6 separate regions of the Homo sapiens genome follow, and all the other regions are linked to region 1. Evidence: chromatin loops called from intact Hi-C (ENCODE). Cell type or tissue: heart left ventricle. All regions are shown on one strand.

Evidence for each region. Peaks named below come from ENCODE experiments on the same cell type or tissue, not always from the same donor. Only the 100,000 strongest peaks of a DNase experiment are listed, where the experiment ranks them.
Region 2: a loop joins it to region 1, with 3 times the contacts of the local background. A loop is called at or near these places in 10 of 110 quality-filtered maps.
Region 3: a loop joins it to region 1, with 7 times the contacts of the local background. A loop is called at or near these places in 100 of 110 quality-filtered maps.
Region 4: a loop joins it to region 1, with 4 times the contacts of the local background. A loop is called at or near these places in 25 of 110 quality-filtered maps.
Region 5: it touches region 1 in a loop (5-fold over the local background); 72 of 110 quality-filtered maps call a loop at or near these places.
Region 6: a loop joins it to region 1, with 5 times the contacts of the local background. A loop is called at or near these places in 20 of 110 quality-filtered maps.

Annotation. Positions count from the first base shown.
Region 1 is chr14:105,201,043-105,205,042 of GRCh38, reverse strand. No RefSeq gene overlaps it. Among named protein-coding and RNA genes, the nearest start is that of NUDT14, 22 kb to the right of the region's middle. In heart left ventricle, CTCF peaks have their summits at 1,891 (motif pointing left) and 3,511 (motif pointing left); DNase peaks (open chromatin) are centred at 285, 1,852 and 2,916; H3K27ac peaks cover 2,569 bases.
Region 2 is chr14:105,151,741-105,155,740 of GRCh38, reverse strand. JAG2 (jagged canonical Notch ligand 2) reads left to right here. Exons shown (of 26, transcript NM_002226.5): 4 at 1-3; 5 at 119-179; 6 at 3,450-3,580; 7 at 3,684-3,803. Among named protein-coding and RNA genes, the nearest start is that of MIR6765, 2.9 kb to the right of the region's middle. RefSeq lists an enhancer at 152-750. In heart left ventricle, no CTCF peak of the experiment used is centred here; DNase peaks (open chromatin) are centred at 2,210, 2,650, 3,320, 3,780 and 1 weaker place; H3K27ac peaks cover 2,618 bases.
Region 3 is chr14:105,348,686-105,352,685 of GRCh38, reverse strand. PACS2 (phosphofurin acidic cluster sorting protein 2) reads right to left here. Exons shown (of 25, transcript NM_001100913.3): 3 at 219-308. Among named protein-coding and RNA genes, the nearest start is that of PACS2, 36 kb to the right of the region's middle. In heart left ventricle, CTCF peaks have their summits at 58 and 258 (motif pointing right); DNase peaks (open chromatin) are centred at 275, 1,865, 2,495, 3,505 and 3 weaker places.
Region 4 is chr14:105,253,949-105,257,948 of GRCh38, reverse strand. BRF1 (BRF1 general transcription factor IIIB subunit) reads left to right here. Exons shown (of 18, transcript NM_001519.4): 4 at 1,400-1,431. Among named protein-coding and RNA genes, the nearest start is that of BTBD6, 7.4 kb to the right of the region's middle. In heart left ventricle, a CTCF peak has its summit at 2,495; no DNase peak of the experiment used is centred here; H3K27ac peaks cover 875 bases.
Region 5 is chr14:105,280,106-105,284,105 of GRCh38, reverse strand. The region is part of intron 2 of BRF1 (BRF1 general transcription factor IIIB subunit); the gene reads left to right. Among named protein-coding and RNA genes, the nearest start is that of BRF1, 19 kb to the left of the region's middle. RefSeq lists an enhancer at 538-1,079. In heart left ventricle, CTCF peaks have their summits at 1,877 and 2,082 (motif pointing right); no DNase peak of the experiment used is centred here.
Region 6 is chr14:105,266,498-105,270,497 of GRCh38, reverse strand. All of the region lies in intron 3 of BRF1 (BRF1 general transcription factor IIIB subunit), which reads left to right. Among named protein-coding and RNA genes, the nearest start is that of BTBD6, 20 kb to the right of the region's middle. In heart left ventricle, a CTCF peak has its summit at 2,399; a DNase peak (open chromatin) is centred at 2,121.

The DNA.
Region 1 (4,000 bases):
CTTTGTGGGACCAAGGGCCAGGACCCAAGGCCAGCCAGGCCCCTCTGTTCACCCACCTACCCCAGCTCAGCACATACCGCTCAGGGCCAGTGGGCAGGAAGCGCGCATGTCCTGCCCAATTTCAGGTGGGGCATAGTGGGCGGGTTCGGCCCACTCATGCAGCCACAGAGCTTTCCTGGAGTTTCCTGCCCTCTGCCAAGTCCAAGTCACCTTTGCCCGCATGCCAGAGGGGAGGGCAGGGCAGGGGCTGAGGGCCACGTGGGCTGCTGGCTGCTGGCTGCTGGCTGCTGAGCTAGAGTCAGCCAGCCAGAGAGAGGACGGAGCTGGCAGCCTCAGGGGCACACGTGTGCAGGCATGTGACCATCCACAGAGAAATGCATAATGCCCTTACGTACGTGTGCCTGTGCACACCTGTGAGTGCCCTTCCATGCACACCACACCCTCCTACATGGCCGCTATTCATGCACACCCAGTACGCGTGTACACGTACACACATTCATCCGCACACACGTCTGCTCGCACCCATCCCACCACCATGTGCACGGGCTTGAGCGTGTGTACCCAGACCCACACCTGGATGCACAGATGCTGAGGGCCGGGAGCCTCTGGACCAGCTCAGGGTGTCGGGCCCGGTTGGGGCAGACAACTGGCCGCAGTCCACACCCACATGGTGGCTGAGCCCTCGGACACTTGTGGGCCTGTGGGTGATCTTTCTAATTTTTAAATTTCTTTTTGAGATTGAGTCATGCTATGTTGCCCAGGCTGGCCTTAAATCCCTGGGCTCCAGCGATCCTCCTGCCTCGGCCCCCAGAGTAGCTGGAACTGCAGGTGTGAGCCACCGCACCTGGCTGGGGATGCTCATGGTAGTTTCTCCTCACAGGGGCACTGTGACAGGGCCCAGGAGTCACCAGGCCTGCCCCTGCAGCCACTCCCCACAGATGCAGCGGGGAGGGATGGTCTGGGGGCTTGTGTCTGGTAACTCCAGCACCTGATGGTCACCCAGCCCACACCAGTGCTGTGTGACCTGGCACCTGCTCCATCCCTCGGCCACAGAGTGGGGAGTGAGGTGAGCTTCCTGGCAGTTCGGGGAGTGAGGCAGCGCCAGGCTGGGTGAGCACTCCAGCGTGACCCCCCCACTGCCCAGGCCCCTGGAATAGGGGACAGCAGACAGTCCCAGGCTCCCCCAACCCCCAGGTGCCTTCTGTTGCCCACGTCTGCCCCTCTGCCAAACAGGCCCCTGGTCAGCCCAGCCAGGGTGGGTCAGGAATCCTGGGCCTGGGCTGAGCATTACTGGGGCAGCAAGGGACACCTGCAGGGTCTCTCACTGAATGAGAGGTTCTGCGAGGGCAGATGCCGGGCAGCCCCTGAGGATGCCCCCACCCCTCCCTCTGCCTCCTGCTCCCCATCCCCCACCCCTCCCTTCACCTCCCCCCCATCCCCTCCCTCCACCTCCCAGCCCCTCTTTCCACCGTCTGTCCCCCAGTGTCCTCCAAGACACTGACAGAAGCCCTCTTCTAGGCCTGCTGCTGCTCTCTGGTCCTGTTCCAGGTGGGGCAGGGGCTGCTGCATGAGGAGCTGCTGGGCCTGGGGCCAGAAATGGGGGCTCTTTTGTCACTGTCTAGAGTCTGAGTCTGCCACCAGGGACTGCCACCCGCTCCCCTGGTTTGAGGGAGTCGGGCAAAGGAGTGTGGAGCACGCCCTTCCCAGCCCCCACAGCTGGGTGATGGTGGGTGGGGGCCGCCCTGTGGTTCTCCCATGGAGCTTGGAGGTGGTAGCGAGACACAGCAGGCTGACGTGGACCCGCTGAGGGATGGGCACCCGGGATCCAGGCTCCTGCGGGACCGGCCTGCCCAGTGTGTCCGGGAGACTCGGCTGGCCCGCCCCCTGGCGGCCACGGGCGGCACCATCTGGAAGCGGACATTTATGTTCTTGGGACACTTGGCCTTTTCCCGGGTGATGAAGCCCACCTTGCACCCCATCTGGTGAATCCGGAGGCCACGAAGATGCCTTTATGTTCTTAATTGTTGTATCAGGTCTTTGTTGAATCTTGGAGCCCTGCCTGGCTGGTGGCCCCCAACCCCACACAGCAAGGCCTTCTCGCCTTCCTCCTCGGTCCTTCCCTTTCAGGGTCTGAGGACCCCTTGGCCAAGACGGTGGAGACAGGCTCGGAGGAAAAGTAACCCTGAGCCTTGGGGGCTTCAGGAGATTACCTGCCCCTGCAGCATCCCAGTCCCTGTCCCAGTCCTGGCACCAGAGACCTTAGTGGGGCCCTGGACACACCCCAGGCCTGAACATCCCAGCCTCCTCTGCCTGGGGTCTAAGACCTTCACCAGCAAGGTGAACAGACGGCTGGAGGCCTCAGAGTGCAGAGCTCTGCCAGACCCACCTGCCACCTGTGACTCTAGAAAGCCCTCAATCCTGCCTTCCCCTGCAGGACTGGTCCCCAATTTCTGCATCTCCAGGGGCATCCCAGGACCATCTGGGGAAGCAGGGCATGCACACGCCCTGAGGCAGCCCCGCTTCGAGTCCCCTGTCTTGTGTGAGGACAGATGGCCCTTCTCAGGCCTTGAGTGCCAGGACCCTCTGCCCTCTCCAGCCTAGGTGCGCCTGCTCCAGGGCCAACACCCTCCAGGGTCCCTTGGCTGTCCGCCCCCACAGGGCTCAGCCACCCTGCAGATGTACCCTGGCCTCTTGGGAGGCACCGAGGGGGGTCGGTTGCCTCCGTCTCCAGCCTGTACGGAGTCCGGGCCCAGGACTCTGCGTCCTTCCAAGCTCTGATGCTGTGTTGAGCCCACTGCCTGCATGGTTCTGGCCGGCGGCTTCCTGGGCCGTCAGTAACTGTCCCTGCAGCCTGTACTACGTGTCTGGAGGACTGGCAGGTCCCTGGGGAGACCGGGGCCTGGGCTAGGCTGGTAAGAGGTGGCGCCGGGGGCAGGCCCCAAGGCTGCAGTCAGTGCCTGAGGCTGGCCCAGGCCCTTCAAAGGGGCCGTGGGCGGAGGCAAAGAGGAGGTTCTGTGTGGTTTTCCTGCCCGGAGAGGAACCTGGCTCAGGAAGCCATTGTCCCCACACAATGAGCACGGCTGGAACTGTGAAGTCAGGGGCGCTAGGCTGGGGGACCCAACCCTGACCTCAACCCGACTCTGTTCCATCACTGATGCCCCCAGGACTGACACCCCAGCTCACCCTGGACAGGGAGGAGCCACAGCTGGGGTCGGGGCACTCCTGAGCAGTCCGGGGGGCCTCGATTGGGGAAGTGCCCGCAGCTCAGGCCCGCTGACAGGCAGGGAGGGAGCGTTACATGTACCCACTTAACAGCAAAGCTGGGACCACAGAGGCCCAGGAGGCCCTAGCTGGACTGAGATTGGGATAGGAGGCCGGGCAGAAGGCCCAGTCACACCTGCCCAGGGGAGGCAGTGCCCACTCTGCCAGACGATGTGGGGACCCTCCTTTCCTTTGCGGCCGGGGGCCTCTGCACCAGCCCGACTGAGTCATTGCTGCCTCCCTGTGGACAATAACGTTGTCTGCCAGGTACCCGCCTTGGTGGAGCCTGGGAAAATGACCCCAGCCTAACCCGGCCGCCAGCACACCTCGGGGGCTGGCCCCCATGGCTCTGCTCCAGCCTTGACCACCCACCCATTGAGCTGAGTTGGCCGCTGTGGGGGTCCTGGGCGGCAGTGCAGGGCCGGACTGCAGGTGCCACAGAACCTGGCAGGTGGAGGCGGCACTGTGGGCTGAGGCTGAGCTAGGGTCAGCACCTGCAGGCCACAGCCTCGCCTGCCTGGGGTCCAGGAACACACATGCTGGGAGACATGTACCCAGCATGGAGACGATGTTCGAGCTTCTGTCTCTGTGCTCTGCCCCCGCGGCGCCCGGAGGATGGGGAGTGGCTGCCATCCCCACACAGCCCACCCTCCAGGCCTCACCCCTTCGGACTTCCCCTCCCACAAATCCCTGACCGGAGCATTCCCTCCAGCTGCACGTGGGGTTCTGGAAAATGCGT
Region 2 (4,000 bases), 49 kb after region 1:
AAGGTGAGGGGGCCGCTGGGCTGCGTGGAGGGCAGGGAGGGCCTCGGGCAGGGCCCCGGGCACAGGCCTTGCGGCCAGGCTGGCTGCAGCTGTGCCTCTCGCTCCTCTCTGTTCGCAGCTGTGTGTAAACAAGGGTGTAATTTGCTCCACGGGGGATGCACCGTGCCTGGGGAGTGCAGGTGAGTGTGCCGCCGGCCCGTCTTTGCCCTCCCAACCTTTGCCCTCACGTCCTCACTGGCACACACAGCCTTGCTGTCAGGAGTCGCCCGGAGCTGGCTGGAGGTTGGGCACACAGCTGTGAGAGCCGGGCCCTGAGCTCGGGAGGCTCCTTAGTGCAGTAGGTGCGTGTCTGAGCATGGGATGTGTCTGATGGCGGCAGCCATGTGAGGACAGTGAGGAGAGACTGGGGAGGCTGGCTGGACAGTCACGTCACCGAGGGGCAGAGACCCGGAGGCTGCAAGCCACCCAGAGATGGGGCATGGGCAGAGGACACGGTAACCCTGCCCATGGGGAGGGGGTGGGCGGCGAGCGGCCGGCAAGTGACACCAGCAGGCGAGGGGCGGCAGAGCAGACCAGTGGTGGGAGCTGAGGCCTGCAGGACCAGGGACAGAGGAAGGGGCTGCTGGCAGGTTTGTAGCTGGGCAAGGTGGGTGGAAGGGCTGTGGTAGCTGTTGAGTGGGGAAGCACCAGACGGGAGGCTGTGAGGGGGAGGCCGCTGTGGGGCATGTGGGGGTGGTGGGGGAGGGGCCAGCGGGATGGGGAGGGGGTCAGTGGAAGGGGGAGAGGCGCACGGGTCCTGCAGACATCCTGGGGTGGAGCCCAGGGGTTTGTGGATGGATTTGATCAAGCAGGAAGGGTGTGGAGTCAGGGAGAACCCCAAGCTGCTGAGTAGCAGAGCCATGGTGGCAGGAGGAATGCCACAGAGGAGCAGGCGGGGCCGGGGTTAGCTGGATGTGGAGAGGCGATGCCTGCCCTGTCCCTGGAGACACCCAGAAAGCTCGTGGGAGAGGCCTGGCCTGCGCCACGCGGGGCCTGTGGGGGGTGGCATTCAGGCGGTGACGGGAAAGTGGGGAAGGCAGAGAGGAGGGAGGCCAAGGAGCAAGTCCCGGCTGCCACAGGTCAGGGCGGATGGATGAGGAGTCAGCAAGGGCCTCCACAAGGGAGTGTCCGGGGTCTTACAGCCAAGTCCAGATGGTGGAGGCCTCTGGACCCAGACCAGAGTGTGGGGGATCCAGCCAGGGGGGCTGGCAGCTTTGCCCTAGAGTGGAGCAGAGAAGTCAGCAGGGCAACCAGAGGGGCTGGGGCCCAGGGTCTGGGGTGGGCACGGGCTTCGAGCCGTGGCGCTCACTGTGCGTGAGCAAGCTGGGGAGCCCGAGAGAGGGGCGCGAGCGGGTGGAGAGACAGCAGGTGGAGGTGAGCACCGCCCTCCAGCCAGCCTTGGATTGCAGGGGTCCCAGGACCTCCCTCTGTGGAGTGGGTTTGCCTCCATGGGACGAGGACACTGGGGCACAGAGAGCCTACTGATTTCCCCAGGGTCACACAGCGTGGCGTTTTGGAGAGGAGTCGGGGAGTTTGGGAACCAGCTGAGTTGGGAGCCAAGGTGGGGAGGTGGGTGACCCTTCCACAGGCCCCACGGTTGAGTGGCCTGGAGGGTACAGTGAGGAGCTTTCCCGGCCAGTCCCAGAGCGGGGAGGCAAGCAGGGCTGGGGCCGCCCACCCGGTCACTTGCACACACAGGGATTCCCGGCAGGTTGAGCGAGTCCCAAGTCAGCTCAGAAAGTGCAACAAGGTGGACCTGGTCTGGGCAGATGTAGATGTAGATCTACGGGAGTCGGCCCCACTCACCCTCGCCTGGCCCAGTGTGCATCACACAACCTGGATGGCAGTGCCACCCTCCCTGGATGGCTGCTGGCTGGCAGCTTGAATGTCACACCAAGGCTGGAGGAAGGCAGCAGAGAAGTTGGCCATCCCTGCCCTTTACCCGCAGGAAGATGAGCCGGAGTCTGGGGGGCCTGGTGGGTGGGGGCAGTAGGTGAGCTCCGCCTGCCCCTCTTGCTGGCCCTGTCGGGGAGGCCCAGCTGTTGCTGACAGCCTCGGCTCAGGTTCCAGTGCAGGACGCCCCCCCACCGGATGCTGCGGAGATGGCCATGCCTTCCTGCCGCCGCCTCTCCAGGGCCCTGGGGCTGCTGGCTGGGGAAACCAGGAGGTGGGGGCCTGGTGTGGGCTGCCCTGCCCAGGGTCGAGAGCACGCCCTTGGGACCCACGAGGTCTGGGCTCTGAGCCCGGCTGTGGCCGCTCTCTGGCCGATGACCCAAGGTGTGTCACAGCCCCGCCCTGAGCCTGGGTCTCTGTGTCTGTGGAGGAGGGATTCTAGGCGGGATGTGAGGCCACCCACGCGGACCACTGTGCATGCTGGGCTGGATACTGGAGACACGTTCTTCCCGGCCTCAGTTTCCCCATTTGTGGCAGCTGAACTGGGCTGATAGGCCTTCGGTGCTGGCTGTGTGGCTTGAGGGCGGCTCAGGAAGGGCCGTGGTTCTTTCCTTTTACAAAAATAAAGTGTGGCGGGTGCCGGTGTGGAAGTGACGTGGCCTGGATGACATTCCCGTCCTGCAGGACCGGAGAGTTCTAGGAAGGGCCCCCCGGGAGTCCCGGCAGGGCCTGGATGGCAGCCTGCTGAGCCTTGGGGTCGTTGCAGGCTCTCTCCCCTGACGGAGGCACCCTCAAGTCAGGCCATGTTCTACCCTGGCCACCTGCCCTCTCCTGGGGGACTCCCAAGACAGGACGTTGGCCGATAGCCTGGGGCAGGGCGAGTCCTGGTGGTTGTGTCCTGGGGGGTGCAGCTGGGGGTGCAGCTGGAGCTCCTGCAGAATCAGGAACTACCCTGGGCAGGGCTGGCCCAGGCCAGCCTGTGGGCCTCAGTAGCCCCATCTGTGAGATGGGTACCTTGTGGGACTTTACTGGGAGCGAGCGAAATGACTGCCTTTGAGGTGGGGGCGAGGGCACGTGCTGTGCCCAGGGCCACATGGCCGAGGCAGAGCCAGGAGTGCTCCCCTGCTGCCCGCTGGCCTACCCAGCCCCTGGTGCCTCCCGGCCCTGGCAGCACCTTGTGAGTCCGAGCCGGCATTCTCATCCCCGGGGTCCCGGCAGGGCCTTCCTTTCCTGGTGCCTGCTCTCGGGGCCCAGCTCACGGGTGAATCCCAAAATAGCTCAGGGAGGAGTGACGGGACAGCTGGGGCTGACCGTCGGCAGCCAGCGGCCGGGAATGCCCGTGACAGTGGGGCTGGCCGGCAGGGCTGCAACCCCTGCCTGGCTGGGGCTGCTCCAGTTCAAAGGCCTGAGGCCGCCCGCCGGCCCTGGGTGTGGCGTGGGTGACTGTGCCTGGCTCCCCTGCCACCCTTTCAGGCACCACAGCTCACTGGGTCTTGCGCCCCTCCTCCTTCCCCCAGGTGCAGCTACGGCTGGCAAGGGAGGTTCTGCGATGAGTGTGTCCCCTACCCCGGCTGCGTGCATGGCAGTTGTGTGGAGCCCTGGCAGTGCAACTGTGAGACCAACTGGGGCGGCCTGCTCTGTGACAAAGGTAGTGGTAGGGGGCGGCAGGCCTAATGCTCTGCCATCGAAGTGTGGGTTGTGGGGGAGCGGGGGGCCGGCTTTTCCCCTGAGCATCCCACCCCTGCCCCCAGACCTGAACTACTGTGGCAGCCACCACCCCTGCACCAACGGAGGCACGTGCATCAACGCCGAGCCTGACCAGTACCGCTGCACCTGCCCTGACGGCTACTCGGGCAGGAACTGTGAGAAGGGTACGTGGGGGGCTGGCCACCCAAATTCTGGCCAGGCAGGGACTGGTTCCCTGGGGAGCCGGTCAGGCCCCATCCCTCTGGCGTCCTGTGTGGTGGGCCCCTGACCCCCAGCTTGGGAACCTGTGGGCTTGGGGAGGAGTGCTTGTGGAAAGCTGGGGGCCTGGCTGCCAGCTCTGCCCCCTCCCCGCGGTTCTACA
Region 3 (4,000 bases), 150 kb before region 1:
GGCCCGTCGCCCCAGGGGACGGTGATGAGGGGTGCCCGTCTCCCCAGGGGACGGTGATGAGGCGTGCCCGTCTCCCCAGGGGACACTGATGAGGGGGGCCCATCACCCCAGGGGACAGTGATGAGGGGGGCCCGTCTCCCCAGGGGACAGTGATGAGGGGGGCCCGTCTCCCCAGGGGACAGTGATGAGGGTGTCGTCACCACTGGTGAAAGACTCACCTGCAAGGAGAAGGTCAGGGCCAGGTCTGTCTCCACTTGTCCACTGGGGGGCAGCACAATCTCATGGGACCGCAGGATTCGTTTGGAGCCCTGTGATTAAGCAAGACCTGTTCTAGCTCAAAGGACTGCATATCAGCAGGAAACCAGGCAAAGACACCGTGACTCCTGCACTCTAAAACTGGCAGGATTGCAGCCCTGCAGTCTGGGGGTGGTAGGCACAGGCTGGGGTAATTCTCAGAGGTGCCCTGGCATCTTTCCCAAGAACCTTAAAAACATGGAGACCCTTCGGCCCACAGGTTCCACCTCCAGGAATCTGCCCTAAGACATGAGAGAGAAACCAGGAGCGGCTCCTGCTGAAGTTAACGCGATCACAAAACAGATTCCACGGCCAGGTGCAGCAGCACCTGACTGCGCTGCCCAAGTCTGTCTGGCAGAACAAATCTGGAGGCACCAAGCCTCTTCTGGTTTTGGTTTTGAGAGACAGGTCTCGCTGTGTTGCTCAGGCTGGACTTGAGCTCCCGGGCTCAAGCAATCCTCCTGCCTCAGCCTCCTAAGTAGCTCAGCCTTACAGGCATGTGCCTCCATGCTTGGCTTAAAGCATTTTTTTATTTTTTGTTTTTATTTTTTGAGACAGGGTCTCTGTCACCCAGGCTGTGGGGCAGTGGCTCGATCTCAACTCACTACAGCCTTGACCTCCTAGGCTCAGGCAATCCTCCAGCCTCAGCCTCCCTAGCACCTGGGACTACAGGCATGTACCACCACAAAAAAATATACAATAATTTTTGTATTTTGTTAAGAGACAAGGATTAGTCATGTTGCCCAGACTGGTCTCCAACTCCTGAGTTCAAGCAATCCACCCTCCTCGGCCTCCCACAGTGCTGGGATTAGGCATGAGCCACTGCACCTGGCCTAAAGCATTTTCTAAAAAGAAGAATGATCAGGCCTGACTGGTCCTCTCAGAAAGTAAAACATACAGAGATACAATACTTAAAATACGGAGATGCTGTCACAAAAATGAGGGTAGTAGAAGCCTAGATGTAGGTGCAGGAAATGCATGAGCACCTGAAAACACAGTTCATACCCAGTGAGCTTCAGGCCAGCAGGAGACATCACACGCACCTGCTAAATGGATAACGAGTCATTTGCGTGAAAGACAACAGGACCCCAACCGCAAACTTTATATCAAAATAGATTCCTAATGGATTGAACGTGCTTATCGCAGTGCTGTTTTAAATGGGACCATCCCAACAAGGATGAGCTTGGGGACCTCGTGCCCCGAGAAACAAGCAGCCGCTGCGGGGTCCCAGGCACAAGGTTCCCGGAGGCCGGCGCGCGGGACACAGTGGATGAGAGGTGCCAGGTGGCTGGAGGGCGGGCGGGGGTCCAGGACAGACAACGGGAGCCCGGGGCCAGCCCAGGTTCGGGTGGGAGCAGCGGGGCCTCAGGACAGGTGCGGGCGGCCCGCATGGCCGTACTCGGGCTCCATGAGACGTCCATGGCGGACTCTGGTCCTCCCCTTGTGCTGGGGCCTCACGTGCAGCGTGGCAAGAGGCAGCGCGGCTCTCCTCGGCCAGCCCTCCTGTCCCCTCTCCTCTCCCCAGCTGCCCCTGCGTTGTGGTCTGGACTCTCCCTGCTCCTCCCCTTGACCCTTCAGAGATGTTTCCCTGCAAATGTGCTCTGCGTCGGGTCCCTCTTAGCATTCCCCCCTCAGAGGACCTGCAGGGACCCAGCTGTGTCGGGAAAAGGACAGTGTGTGCCACCAGCCAGTGAGGCGAAGGTGCACGCCAGAGAAGGCTGAGGGGCAGGTGGGGCTGCGGGGCCAGGCTGGCTGCTTCCCCCACAGGGGGCCTGGGCGGAGAGGACACCCCAAGAGAAGCAGATGAGGAGCTGGGGTGATCAAGGGAGGCCAAGGGCCACGTGGCTGCTGAGCTGGGGTGGGCAGGGAGGGCATGGGCAGCCAGTCCATGCGCTACACAGAGGGGCTGGAGAGGTGGGGCTCTGAGGGGCCCTGGGGCCAAGCTCTCGGTCAAGACACAGGCTGGGGCAGGACCAGAGACAGGCAGAGGAAGGAATGGGGCCAAGGAACAGGGTCAGTGTGGGGTGGGGCCCCATGCCAGAGGTTAGAGGTCAACAGCACCAGACTCAGAAGTCAGTGAGGGGTCGACTCTTGCCTTCATGCCTTTCTGCATTGCTCTGAAGACCCAATGAGACCCTGACCCCTGCCCCCCAAGCCAAGAGGTCCAGACACAGCCTCACGGCCTGGTGGCAATGGCCCACAGAGAGCTCCCTGTTCCCCAGGGACGACCCGCAGCCAGACTGCAGCAGGTACTGGGCACCCTGGGCATGGCCACACCCATGGGCAGGACAGGCGGAGAGACGCTTCCATCCTGCTATCAGCCACGCACTCCTGGAAGTTCTTGGGGTCCTGCTATTAGCCACGCGCTCCCGGAAGTTCTCGGGGTCCTGCTATTAGCCACGCGCTCCCGGAAGTTCTCGGGGTCCTGCTATTAGCCACGCTCTCCTGGAAGTTCTCGGGGTCCTGCATTAGCCACGCTCTCCTGGAAGTTCTCGGGGTCCTGCTATTAGCCACGCTCTCCTGGAAGTTCTCCGGGTCCTGCATTAGCCACGCACTCCTGGAAGTTCTTGGGGTCCTGCTATTAGCCACACGCTCCTGGAAGTTCCTGGGGCAAGGCCCCACCACCCGGGGAACCTGGCCACCAGCACACGCCGCAGATGTAGGCTGCTGCTAATCCACGAGCATGTTCAGCGAGGAAAAGGGTTTCTCCAGACGTTTATTTAAGATGCAGTAGGTTTCACATAGTGGCAATTGACTGGGACAGACAACAAGCCTCAGGCCTCCTCGCACTCAAGACCCAGTGCTTGGCTGGTGACCTCAGCCACACTGGCCGAGGCTCAGGTGCTACTCTGCAGGTCGGGGAGACCCGGAGACCCCGTGTCAGAGCCACAGCAGGTGTCAAGAATCCGGCCAGCTGCAGGGACCTGTGTGGGGCCTTGGACATGGGCTCCAAGGGCAGGGCCCCATCCTCGAGGAGCTGATGGGCTGGGGTCAGGAGCACAACAGCCACTGAGACCCCACCCTGTCACGCTGGACGGCCACACAGAAGGACACTCCTGTATGCTGAGGACATGGGTGAGACTTGCCCATGAGTGGTGCCGGCTAGGGAGAGCCCGCTGGCGGTGGCCCTATACAGGCCACACACCTGGAACCGTATGACCCTGAAAGGGCAGGGGTGGCCCTGACAGTTGGCGGGGACACCTCCCTGTCTGGGCCACTGGGCAAAGGCCATGCTGCAAGGGTCATGGCAGCTCTACCCCAAGGAGGGGGCGGGGCCTGGGCCAGGCATGGGGAAGACACCAGCATGACCCCTCTGGAACCGCTACTTGTTCAAAGCCTTCGAGAGGTCACAGGACCCACTAGGGTCAGGAGAGAGGCCCTGGCACCAGGGGCTGGGAGTTCTGGCTAGGCCCTCGCCTCCCAGAGTGCCCTGCTCCCCTCTCCCACCGACGCCCTCCACCCCACAAAAAGTGGGCAGGAAGTGGGTGCTGAGTGCAGCAGGGAAGCCCTGGCTCCAGGTGCTTGGGGCCCGTCCATCACTGTGAGGTGACTCGAGGGCAGCTCTGCCCTGGGAAGGCCCCATGCATGTGACCTCCACATCCCAGAAGGCCGGGCCTGCCTCCCTTGTGCGGGACAGGACTGGACCCAGGAGCATCCTGTCATTCCCAGCCCCCCGGGCTCCCGGAGATGGCATGGGCTGCCCGCT
Region 4 (4,000 bases), 53 kb before region 1:
CGGAGTGGTGCAGAGCTGCAGCGTCCTGGAACCCTCCTCTCGGCCCACCCACCCTGCCTTTCCCCAGCCCTTGGTGGCCACTGACCTAATGCTGTCTCCATAGTTTTGCCTTTTCCGGAAGGTGTATGCTTGGAGTCACACAGGGTGTAGCCTTCTGGCCTCGTTCACTTTTCCCGTTGGTGTGTGTTGGCTGTCACGGGCGTTTCCCCAGGTAGTTCTTACTGCTTTCCTTTGGTTTCCTTTGATGTCACTGGCCCCACCCCTGCCGCCGGTCTTCTCATAGTGCCTCTTGTGAGGCTGTTGGCTGTGCTGCAGTCGGTCCTGCCCGTTGTCTCGGCCCTCTGGGACTGCCTGCCTTCAGATGCACCTTTGTTCACGGGCCTCACCGCTCACGTCCCAGCCGTCCTGGGGGTTCTGCTCTGTGTCGGAATGCCCCTGTACCCAGCCCTGGCACCTTCTTAGGGTGGGAGGCCTTGCTGTTCTGCATGGAGTTGCAAGAGAGGTCAGGGGCCTCCAGCCCAGGGCGTGGATGAGTGGGCTGGCGTCCTAACCATCTGATTGCTTGCGAGGTTCTTGCGTGGTGGGGCTTTGCTGCTCTGGTCCCGGGGATCTTCCTTTGGACCCCTGCTCTGGACTCCTGATCCAGCTCCAGGAGGTGTCCTTAGTGACTTCTCGAAGCTACAGTGGGCCCATGGGAGATGTGCACTTCAGCTGTCTGGCAGAGTGTATTAACCAGTGACTTGTGTTTGATAACTTATGTATCCATGTGAGTTTTGAATCACTTAGGACACATTCTTGGTCCTGTTTGTTCATCTGAGCGAAGACAGGTCCTGTGCGGGGTCCCCACACCTGTCTCTCGAGCGCAGCCCCCAGTGGCGCCTGCAGGCTCACCACTCACCAAGGGGGCCCCAGGTCTAGTTTTCTGTCTCTCGGGAGGACTGCCTGCCTGACGCCTGATAGGTGCTCAGCAAGTGCCCTTGGGATGGAGCATGAGTGCCACTGTCTCTTCTGTGCTGTGTGTGGGCAGCAGATCCACCATATGGTGGGCACCTGACTGGGCAGGCGGGTGTGTGGGGGTGCACGCTTTCTCCAGGATCAGATGGAAGCCCCCACCGTTTCTGGTTCCCCCGACCCGGCTCCAGGTTCCTTGCAGTCCCTTGTCCTGGTACTGGGTTCACAGAAGTCTCACTTGTGCCTGGGGCTGGGAGGTTCTGGTGAGGCCTGAGCGTGCCGCGCCTCGCTTCCATACCACCTTTCCTTCCTGATCAAAGGTGGAGCTTATATTTGGAGGGGCGACTCCAGCTCCCTGCAGGTGCAGTCCTGCGGTCCTGCCCATTTGAAGGTGGGCGAGTAACCTGAGCTTGCAGCCACTCGACAGGATCCTTGACTCCTGCTGCAGACATGCTCCTGGACCTCAGCGACCTGCTCCAGGTAGACAGCCTCCGTCCTGCATCTTTCCCCACCTGGGGTTGTGACCTGGGGGTTGTGACCAGGGTTGTGACCGGGGTGTACCCCAGGTGCCTCCACGCATCTCAGTGGCCGGTCTGTGCTGCCTGCCCAGTCAGGAAGTTTTGGTCTGTAGGATGAGGGGCCTTCATGACATGGGGGTCACAGTCCGAGACTTGTGGGAGTGTGGGTCTCCATGGCAGGAGGGCACCTGCCAATGCTGGGCACGGTTGGGTGTTAGCTAGGCCTGGGTGAACAGTGAACTTTTGTCCTACACAAAGGAGATTATTTTCAATTAAAAAATTTTTTTGTGAGTACCTAGTTTGGTATAGGAGATTATTTCTTTTGACCTTGCATTTTATTTATTTATTTATTTATGAGATGGAGTCTCGCTCTGTCACCCAGGCTGGAGTGCAGTGGCGTGATCTCAGCTTACTGCAACCTCTGCCTCCTGGGCTCAAGCAATCCTCCCACCTCAGCCTCCCAAGTAGCTGGGACCACAGGTGCCCACCACCATGCTCGGCTATTTTGTATTTTTAGTAGAGACGGGGTCTTGCTATGTTGCCCAGGCTGCTCTTGAACTCCTGAGCTCAAGCAACCCTCCCACCAAGGCCTCCCTAAGTACTGGGGTCACAGGCATGAACAACCATACCTGGCCTCTTGCATGCATTTTAAATTGTAGAAAAATCTTATATTACAGTCTGTTTGGAGACACTCACTTTCTGGGTACCACAGAAAGCACTTTCAGTTACATCTCTCTTTCCACATGACTGAACAAAGTGACAGAGTGGAAAGACCAACCCCAGGGACCCCTGTGCAGACAGGATACAGGGTGGGGGCACCGAGGCTCTGCAGGGACGGTGCTGGGGGCTGCACCACAGGTCCTTGGTGACCATGCTGCTGAGGACTCAGAAATATTGAAAACAGTTGTGACCACAGTGCAGAATTCATGTAGATTTCACTCCTCAAAGGGAGCTCTGTCCAGATCCAGGTGCCCACAGGGGTTCTGGGCACCCACAGGCTGTGCTGCCACCTCTGGTCCTCAAGGGCTTTCCGCCTTTGGCAGCAGCCCACAGTTAGGCTTCTGCCCGTGTCAGGTGGCATCTGGGGTCCTTGTCCTCCCAGCTGTCTTTATAAATGGCAACTCAGAAGCTACTGCTGAAACATTTTGTGGTCAAGCTAAAAATAGTCTGCTGGAATTGTGATAATCCAGCAAGTCCACATTTCAGATGCTCTCTGCTCAGTGCAGGGCAAAACCACATGACCCTGGTTCCAACCCCACGACTTCCCAGGGAAGATGAGTATGAGGGCCAGGGCCAGGGCAGCTGCTCCGGAAGTGGTCAGGCTCCTGGGGACTCAGATGGTCCCATGGCGAGCTCATGGAGTCTCCCTCTTGATCCCTGCCTTAGGGCAGACCCAGGTTGTTCACTGGCCTGGGCACACAGCTCATCAGACACCCACGAGGGCAGTCTGCAGGCAGAATCCACCTGCTGCCCAGGAAGAGAGATGGGGGGGGCAGCTGGCTGTGCCCCACCCTGACCTGCCCTCAAGGAGCAGCCACAGTTAGACTGTTAGCAAGAGAATTTCCAATAAATGGTCCTCATACATGGTAGCAACTCTGTAAAGAACTGCATGTATTTAGGCCGGGCGCGGTGGCTCACACCTGTAATCCCCGCACTTTGGGAGGCTGAGGCAGGCAGATCACCTGAGGTCAGGAGTTCAAGACCAGCCTGGCCAACATGGTGAAACCCCGTCTCTACTAAAAATACAAAAATTAGCTGAGCGTTGTGGCGGATGCCTATAATCCCAGCTACTTAGGAGGGTGAGACAGGAGAATCGCTTGAACCCTTGAGGTGGAGGTTGCAGTGAGTCACGATTGCGCCATTGCACTCCAGCCTGGGCAACAAGAGTGAAACTCTGTCTCAAGAAAACAAACAAAAAACTGCGGCCAGGTGCGGTGGCTCACTCCTGTAATCCCAGCACTTTGGGAGGCCGAGGCGGGCAGATCAGGAGGTCTGGAGATCGAGACCATCCTGTCTAACGCGGTGAAACTCCATCTCTACTAAAAACACAAAAAAATTAGCTGGGCGTGGTGGTGGGCGCCTGTAGTCCTGACTACTCAGGAGGCTGAGGCAGGAGAATGACGTGAACCCGGGAGGCAGAGCTTGCAGTGAGCAGAGATTGCACCACTGCACTCCAGCCTGGGCGACAGAGCAAGACTCCGTCTCAAAAACAAACAAACTAAAACAAAAAAACTGCACGCGTTTTGCACACATGGCTTTTTAAACGTGAGTTTCCATGTAAAGGCCCTTTGGAGATTCCTCACTTGCAGTGTTCAGGTCTCATTGATCCCTGTGTCTCTGGGACACAAGGTTGGGGGGTGTGGAGTTTGAGGTGGGCAGGCAGAGGCCAGCAGCAGATCATGGTTCTGCTGTGGCTTAAAGAGAGATGGTGGGATCAGGACGATCAAGATGCAGGGGCCTGGCAGGAACCCAGCACAGGGGCTGGGGCACTCATACATGACATGCGTGAGTCACACCTAGACACACTGTAT
Region 5 (4,000 bases), 79 kb before region 1:
ACATCCCTCTTCCTCTCCACTGGCTGGTTCTCTGTGTCTGCCACCGAGAGTGTGCATGAAGACCTGGCACAGTGACTGGATCCGTCCTGTCCTACCCACAGTTTTGTCAGTTTTTTGTTTTGTCTGTTTCAGGGCTTCCTGGCACACACGTTTACAGTTCCTCCAGGTGGGGGCTGGGGCTGCGCTGCCCAGGGGCCCTCCTGACCTCAGGCTGCCTGGGTTGGGGCCCAGCTCTGCCCATTGCTTGTGGTGCCACTAGGCTATCTCCTTTTTTTCTTCTACTGACTTCAAGATTTTCTCCATGTGAAGAGCTTTGTTCTCCACAGAGAATGTAGTCTGTATTTTCCCAAAAACTCGCGGTATCTTTACTAGAGTTGGTCGTGCCTCAGACCTATACAAATTGCAAAGAGTAGTGTCGGTGCAGACGCGTGCATTGCAATAGGATTGGAAACCAACAACAGAGAAAGAGAAATGGCTCATCTTACCTTTTCAAAAGCCTTTTAAATACCTTTGGTTCAAGAAAGAAATGAAAATTGGAACATACATGCTCCCTAATTAGGGGTGAGTGTCAGTGAAGGTTGTGACCTGCAGGCCCAGGAGGCCCCGTGGACCCCACTCACTGTGTGGGGGAAGCTGCGGGGCCCCCACCCCTCTTGAGTCTTACTGGGGATGGGTGGTTCTGGGGGACCCTATGCTGATCTTTGTACCTGGGTTCCCACCTGAGGTTCTGCAGCTGCAGCCTGGGTACCTGCAGCATCAGGGGCCATGCCCTGCTGCCCACTCAGTGAGCTCTCCCACCCGCCTGCCCCGGGCCAGGCACCGCTCCTGCCTGGGTGGGGTGTGGGGCTGAGGGAGGCCATTGGTCCAGCCCCTGTCCTGTTTCCTGCTGACTTTTCGCCGGAGTCGTCCCTTTTGCTGCCAGTCAGGCCCCCTGCTGTGGCAGTGATGTCCTCCTCTGCCTTGGCTGGCTGGGCCCGCCGTACCTCCTTGCTGTCGAGTGTCCTGGGAGCATGTCTGTGAGGCAGATCCTAACGTATTTTTCAAATACTTCTGGAGACACAAGAGGGGATTTTGGCCCATTATAACTGGCACATTTCTGATGCTTTGGGCTCTTCCTGCCTCTTATTTTGTATTTCGTATTTATCTTACCTTTTGTTTGTTTGTTTGTTTTTTGAGATGGAGTCTCGCTCTGTCACCCAGGCTGGAGTGCAGTGGCGCGATCTGGGCTCACTGCAACCTCCGCCTCCTGGGTTCAAGCTACTCTCCTGCCTCAGCCTCCCGAGTAGCTGGAGTTACAAGTGCCCACCATCACGCCCGGCTAATTTTTGTATTTTTAGTAGAGACGTGGTTTTGCCATGTTGGCCAGGCTTATCTCGAACTCCTGACCTCAGGTGATCCACCCGCCTTGGCCTCCCAAAGTGCTTGAATTAGAGGTGTGAGCCACTACACCTGGCTGTATTTATCTTACTTTTAAAAAACCCTTTATTTTGATTGATTGATTTATCATGGGTTATGTTTGTTTAAATTTTGTTTATTCTCCTTTGTTCTCCCCATACCGCCTTGGTTGAAGTTTTCATATCAGCCCTGGTCCCGCTGCAAGCTTGGCCCACGGCCTCCACTCCCGCCCGCCACCCAGCCTGCCAGGTTTGGTGGAAATCTGTGAATGTAGCTTCCGACTGTTACTGTTTTGGTGAAGTCTTGATTGCCTTTCTTAGAAAACTGCAAAGATGGAAATAAACTCACGGGCCACCCTTCCTGCCCGCAGCGACAGTCATGTTCTGCGAGGACTCTGTCTCCTCTGCTTGCCTCCGTGCACCCTGCGAGGTCACAGGCCCCTCCTTTGGTTTGCTGGGGACACGCTGAGACTGTATTTAGAGAAAGGGTCTGGGAGAGAGAAACTCCTGCCCCTTCCCCCTGGGATGGTTGCCAAGGGGTTGAGACAGGCACCCCATGGAATGTGGGGAGCATCTGCTCCGGGTCCACCAGCAAGAGACGTTGAATGCCAGTGTGTTTTGATCTCTGTTTTTAAAATCTCAGGCCTTTTGGGATGATTTCTTTGATGTTCTGAAGCGACGGTTCTGAAATGCCGCTAGGTGGGGCTCTCTTCATTGACCTGATGAGCCTTTCGTTTGGGACGCGTTTCTCAGGGAAATTCTTTTTCTGTTCTCTTGGTCTGTTTTTCCTAGTATAGCACGCATAGTAAAGTGCATGAAATGTGCTGACCTTCCATGAACCACCTGACAAATCCACATGAGTCAGGCCTGCAGCAGCTCAGAAAGCACCTGCTGCCCACTGGCTTCACTTGGTTTTCTGCTTCATACAGTGGGAATCATATAGAAAGGAATTTAAAAAAAAAAAAAAGACTTGTAATTTTTAGAGCATTTTAGGTTCACAGCAAAATGGATCGGCAGAGAGTTCCTGTAGACTCTGAGCACCTCCCACCACACAGCTTCCCCTGACCCCGTCAGTGCCCCCCTCCACTGTGGTGCACGAGCTGCAGTCAGCCGCCCCACATCGACTCATCAGGATCACGCAGGCTCTGTCCACACACCCGGGCTCAGGATCACGCAGGCTCTGTCCACACACCCGGGCTCAGGGTCACGCAGGCTGTATCCGCACACCTGGGCTCAGGGTCACGCAGGCTGTATCCACACACCCGGGCTCAGGATCACACGGCCTCCACCTCACACCTGGGCTCAGGATCACGCAGCCTGTATCCACACACCCGGGCTCAGGGTCACACAGGCTGTATCCGCACACCTGGGCTCAGGATCACGCAGGCTGTATCCACACACCCGGGCTCAGGATCACACAGGCTGTATCCACACACCCGGGCTCAGGGTCACGCAGGCTGTATCCACACACCCGGGCTCAGGATCACGCAGGCTGTATCCACACACCCGGGCTCAGGATCACACGGCCTCCACCTGCACACCTGGGCTCAGGATCACGCAGCCTGTATCCACACACCCGGGCTCAGGGTCACGCAGGCTGTATCCACACACCTGGGCTCAGGGTCACGCAGGCTGTATCCGCACACCTGGGCTCAGGGTCACGCAGGCTGTATCCACACACCTGGGCTCAGGGTCACGCAGGCTGTATCCACACACCCGGGCTCAGGGTCACGCAGGCTCTGTCCACACACCTGGGCTCAGGGTCACGCAGGCTCTGTCCACACACCTGGGCTCAGGGTCACGCAGGCTGTATCCGCACACCTGGGCTCAGGGTCACGTGGGCTGTATCCACACACCCGGGCTCAGGGTCATGCAGCCTCCACCTGCACACCTGGGCTCAAGATTATGCAGCCTCCACCTGCACACCCAGGCTCAGGGTCACGTGGGCTATATCCGCACACCCGGGCTCAGGGTCACGCGGGCTGTATCCGCACACCCGGACTCAGGATCACGCAGCCTTCACCGCACAGCCGGGCTCAGGATCATGCAGCCTCCACCTGCACACGCAGGCTCAGGATCACACAGCCTCCACCTGCACACGCGGGCTCAGGATCATGCAGCCTCCACCTGCGCACGCGGGCTCAGGATCATTCAGGCTGTATCTGCACACCTGGGCTCAGGATCACGCAGCTTCCACCACACACCCAGGCTCACGCTGGGCGGTGCGTGTTCTATGGGTTTAGATGAATGCGTAGTGACGGGTAACCACTGTTACAGTTTCATACAGAGTGCTTTCAGAGTCCTAAAGATCCCCTGAGCTCCACCCATTCATCCCTCCTTCCCCAGCCTCCAGCAACCATTGATCTTTTCACCGGCGCTTGGTCATGTGGTCGTAGAGCTGGAGTTGCACACTGTGCATCCTTTCTCTGTGCAGCCTGTCACTCAGCCATGGGCATTTAACTGTCCTCCAGGTCTCTGCACAGCCTGTGGCCTCTTTCTCTTTAGTGGTGAGTAATATTCCACCGCCTAGGTGCGCCACAGTTGATTTATCCTTTCACCTGCTTGCTGAAGGGAATCTGGGCTTGGGCGATTATGAGTGAAGCTGC
Region 6 (4,000 bases), 65 kb before region 1:
TCCTTTTAACATTTTGAAATTTGGGCTGGGCATGGTGGCTCACGCCTGTAATCCCAGCACTTTGGGAGGCCTAGGTGGGCGGATCACGAGGTCAGGAGATCGAGACCATCCTGTCTAACACCATGAAACCCCGTCTGTACTAAAAATACAAAAAAAATTAGCCGGGCGTGGTGGCAGGCTCCTGTAGTCCCAGCTACTCGGGAGGCTGAGGCAGGAGAATGGCGGGAACCCGGGAGGCGGAGCTTGCAGTGAGCCGAGATCGCGCCACTGCACTCCAGCCTGGGCTACAGAGTGAGACTCCGTCTCAAAAAAAAAAAAAAAAAGTCCTTTCAACATTTTGAAATTTGTCATTTCTGCGTAAAAGTGTTTAAAGCACACGTGTGCCTTTAGGGACAGGGATGATGCAGAGTGCCCAGGCAGCCCACTGCAGGGCGAGAGACAGAGCCCACGCCCGCGTCCCTGCCCGCCCCGCCTGCTGTCTGCTTGCCCCGGCTCCACCCTGGGGTCCCACTGAGAGGCCTGCTCCGATCCTGCTCTCTTAGAAGCAGACCAAGGTCCTGAGCGAGAAGCTGAGCAGAGCCCAGGGTCAGCCCATGGCCCTGCCTCCCTTGTGTTTGTAGGAGCTGTGTGGGGACTGCTGTGGAGCAGGGCCTAGGGTGCAGGCCGGCACTGGGACCCCAGCGTCAGCAAGGTGGGGTGGAACCACGTCCATGCTGCTGCCTCACTGGGCCTCCTGTGGGGGGGACAGATGCCCTGGGACATGGGCCTTCATGGGGTGATGACAGGCAGGACGGAGAGCAGTCCTGTGGCACTGCCGGGGCTGCCTCTGAGTCTGGCAGGACCACCTTTAGCCACAAAGTTCCCACACGCTCCAGCGATCCTCCTACTAAGTGTGTGCCCAAGGGAAAAGAGTACCTGTGTCCCCACCGAGGCTCACGCACAGTGCTCACAGTGGCAGCATCCAGGAAGCCACCCCGTGTCCCCCACGCATTCTAAAATTAGATCCTGGTGGTGGTTGCTCAGCTCTGGGGATTTACGAAAACCCACTGCCCGGTGCACTGTGAACAGGCAGGTTTGTGGCACAAACTTGTACCTTATAAAGCTGCTAAGGACAAGACAGCTTGGAACAGGACTGTGCTCACGGGAGGCCGCACTCTATCCCCTCTGGCTGCTGGTGGCCTGGTGGGGCTCCCTTCAGCATCCTCAGAGGATGCTTCGGGCTGGTCTCGGGTAGCTGTAGCCCTCACTTCCCAGCCCACCCCTGCTTTGCCGGCACTTTAGAGGGAAGTGGGTCAGGCCAGGTGTAGCATGTCCCGCTCTGCCCTCCCTTCAGGTTGCGGGCAGCACCGTGCCCTAGGCCTGCCAGCCAGAGCCCCCAGACCCATCCTGGACACGTCTCCGTCTCTCACCGCCCTCCTTGTTTTCTCCTGCCCCTGTGCCTTCTCCCTCCCTGCTGACCTGCATTGGCTCTGGCCACTGTCCTCGCCTCCTGCAGCCCCAGCTGGCTGGCTGGGCTCATGTGCTGCCTCAGTTTCCTCAATAGCTCCACCCACTTCCCTTCCACAGAAAATCCACCCAGGAGAGGGTGTGTGCAGCCAGGCTCTCTTCTCCGAGACAGGGCTGCTTGGCCCAGCCCTGCTGCCTGCACAGCTCCCGTCACCTTCTGGACTCGCCACCTTTAGCCAGGGCGCAACAGCACCCACCACCCCACCTCCACCCTGCCGTCAGCAGGACGTGGAGGGTCCTGTGCAGTGAGCTTACGTTGTGGGGTGCATGGCCCCCACCCCAGGAGAGGCCCCCCAGGATCCTCCTATCGTATCGTCCAGCCCATGGGTGGGACCAGTGCCCTGAGCCCAGGGCTGGATACAAGAAATCCTCTCTCAGAAGGAACAAGGGCTTGATTTAAGAACATCCAAGCTTATTCCTCCTTCTGCCCACCCTTCATTGTTGCCCGATCCTCAGGTGTGTCCACTATCACCCCGAAAGTGCCGGGGGCTGTGCACACACACCTCCTCTCTTGGCCCCGTAGCCTGGTGGCTGACACAGCCAGTCCCGGATTCCTGGAGGAGGAACGGGGTGCTGCTGAGTCCCACTGAGTCTGGCAAGGCCCGGCTGACCCTAGGCCTGAGTCTGCTCCTGGCTCCCAGCCCAGGGAGGCTGCGTGGGCAGCAGGGCTGAGACACGGGACCTGGACATGCCGGGCAGAGACTCAGCTGGAATGAGCACCTCTGCCATTGTCGAGCAGGTAGTTTGTGGCCAGTGTGCTTTTCCTGGCTGTGTGTCTCGACTTGTTATTGCAGCTTTTGCCCACAGCTGGTTTGTGGGTCTTTGACATTTGTTCCTGTCCAGCCAGGCTGCCCTAGGCCTGCATGTGAGAGGGCATCTTGGGATGGTGACAGGCTGGTGAGCCCTAGAGGGCGTCAGAGCCCTGGGGCCAGCACTGTGGATGGTGCCATCACCTGTCCCCACGTAGGTCTGCAAAGAGCATGCCCAGCTTCCATGGCCTGCCAGCCTCAGCCTCCATGGCGTGCCTGGCCACGCGTGGGAGCAAGGCCTCTGCCGCCAGCCGCCACACTCCCTTCAGACCCAGCTCCTCTCTCAGGCTGCAGAACCGTCCGTTCAGGTCAGCAGGGGCCATGTGCATTCAGCTTATTCCATTCTGGGGTCTGGGATGGGCTTTCAGAGCCCACACTTCTCTGCCCCCCTGTTCTGGCCAGCACCTCCTTCTGCCACCAGGCCCCCTTGTTCCTGCTCCTCTCCCTCTGCTGCCTTCTCAAGGACAGGGCATTTATAACAGTTTAAGTGGTCAGAAGAAGGTATTAGGATGGCTGATGAGGGAATCAAATGGTGCACACATCATTAGGCATGAAGACGTTGGCATTTCAGGTCAGGCACAGTGGCTCACGCCTGTAAATCCCATCACTTTGGGAGGCCCAGGCAGGAGGATTGCTTGAGTCCAGGAGTTTGAGACCAGCTTGGGCAACATGGTGAAACCCCGTCTCTACAAAAGAAAAAGAAAACAAAAAAAAAAATCCAGCTGGTGGTGTGTACCTGTGGTCTCACCTACTGGGGAGGCTGAGGTGGGAGGATCGCTTGAACCCAGGAGGTCGAGGCTGCAGTGAGCCATGATCGCACCACTACACTCCAGCCTAGGCAATAGAGTGAGCCCCGTCTCAAAAAAAAAAAAAAGTTGCCATTTCAGACTTCCGAAAGGCTGACCTGGAAACACCGGCACACCCAGCGTGGGCCCATGTGGGCCCCTTGTCGGTGGTGTCTTGTTGCTGGCGTAGCAGAGGTTTAGCTGAGTTTTGTATGTTGACATTATTAATACATCATTCCTACCAAATTCAATTGTCGATCTTACTGTTTGAGTTTTGGAGTCTCTCCTTTAATGCACACAACTGTGTCTGCTGCTCATAATGCCAGTTCTGCTTCTTTCTTTTCATTTTTTTCATGAGACAGGATCTCACTTGATCACCCAGGCTGGAGTGCAGTGGCGCAGTCTTGGCTCACTGCAGCTTCTGCCTCCCAGGCTCAAGCGATCCTCCCACCTCAGCCTCCCGTGTAGCTGGACTACAGGCATACACCACCACCCCTGGCTAATTTTTGTACTTTTTGTGGCGACGGGGTTTTGCTGTATTGTCCAAGCTGGTCTCAAACTTCTGAGCTCAAGTGATCTGCCTCCCTCAGTCTCCCAAAGTGCTGGGATTCTAGGTGTGAACCCCCCGCCCAGCCTTGGTTCTTCCTTTCTAACCCACACACCTCTCATCTGTTTGTCCTGCCTTTTGTATGCCGAGGACTCAGCATGGTCCTGGGGAGGGAGATGTGCCTGGCTCTCTCCTGTCCTGGGAGGGGTGTTTTCTGCCCTTCGCTCTATGTATCTGCGGTAGACTTTTGTGTATAGGACTCTTTATCAGCTTGAGGATGTTACCTTGCTTTCTAATTTTCCAAGAGTTTTTGTCATGAAAAATACTGAATTTTATCAAACACCAATGTATTT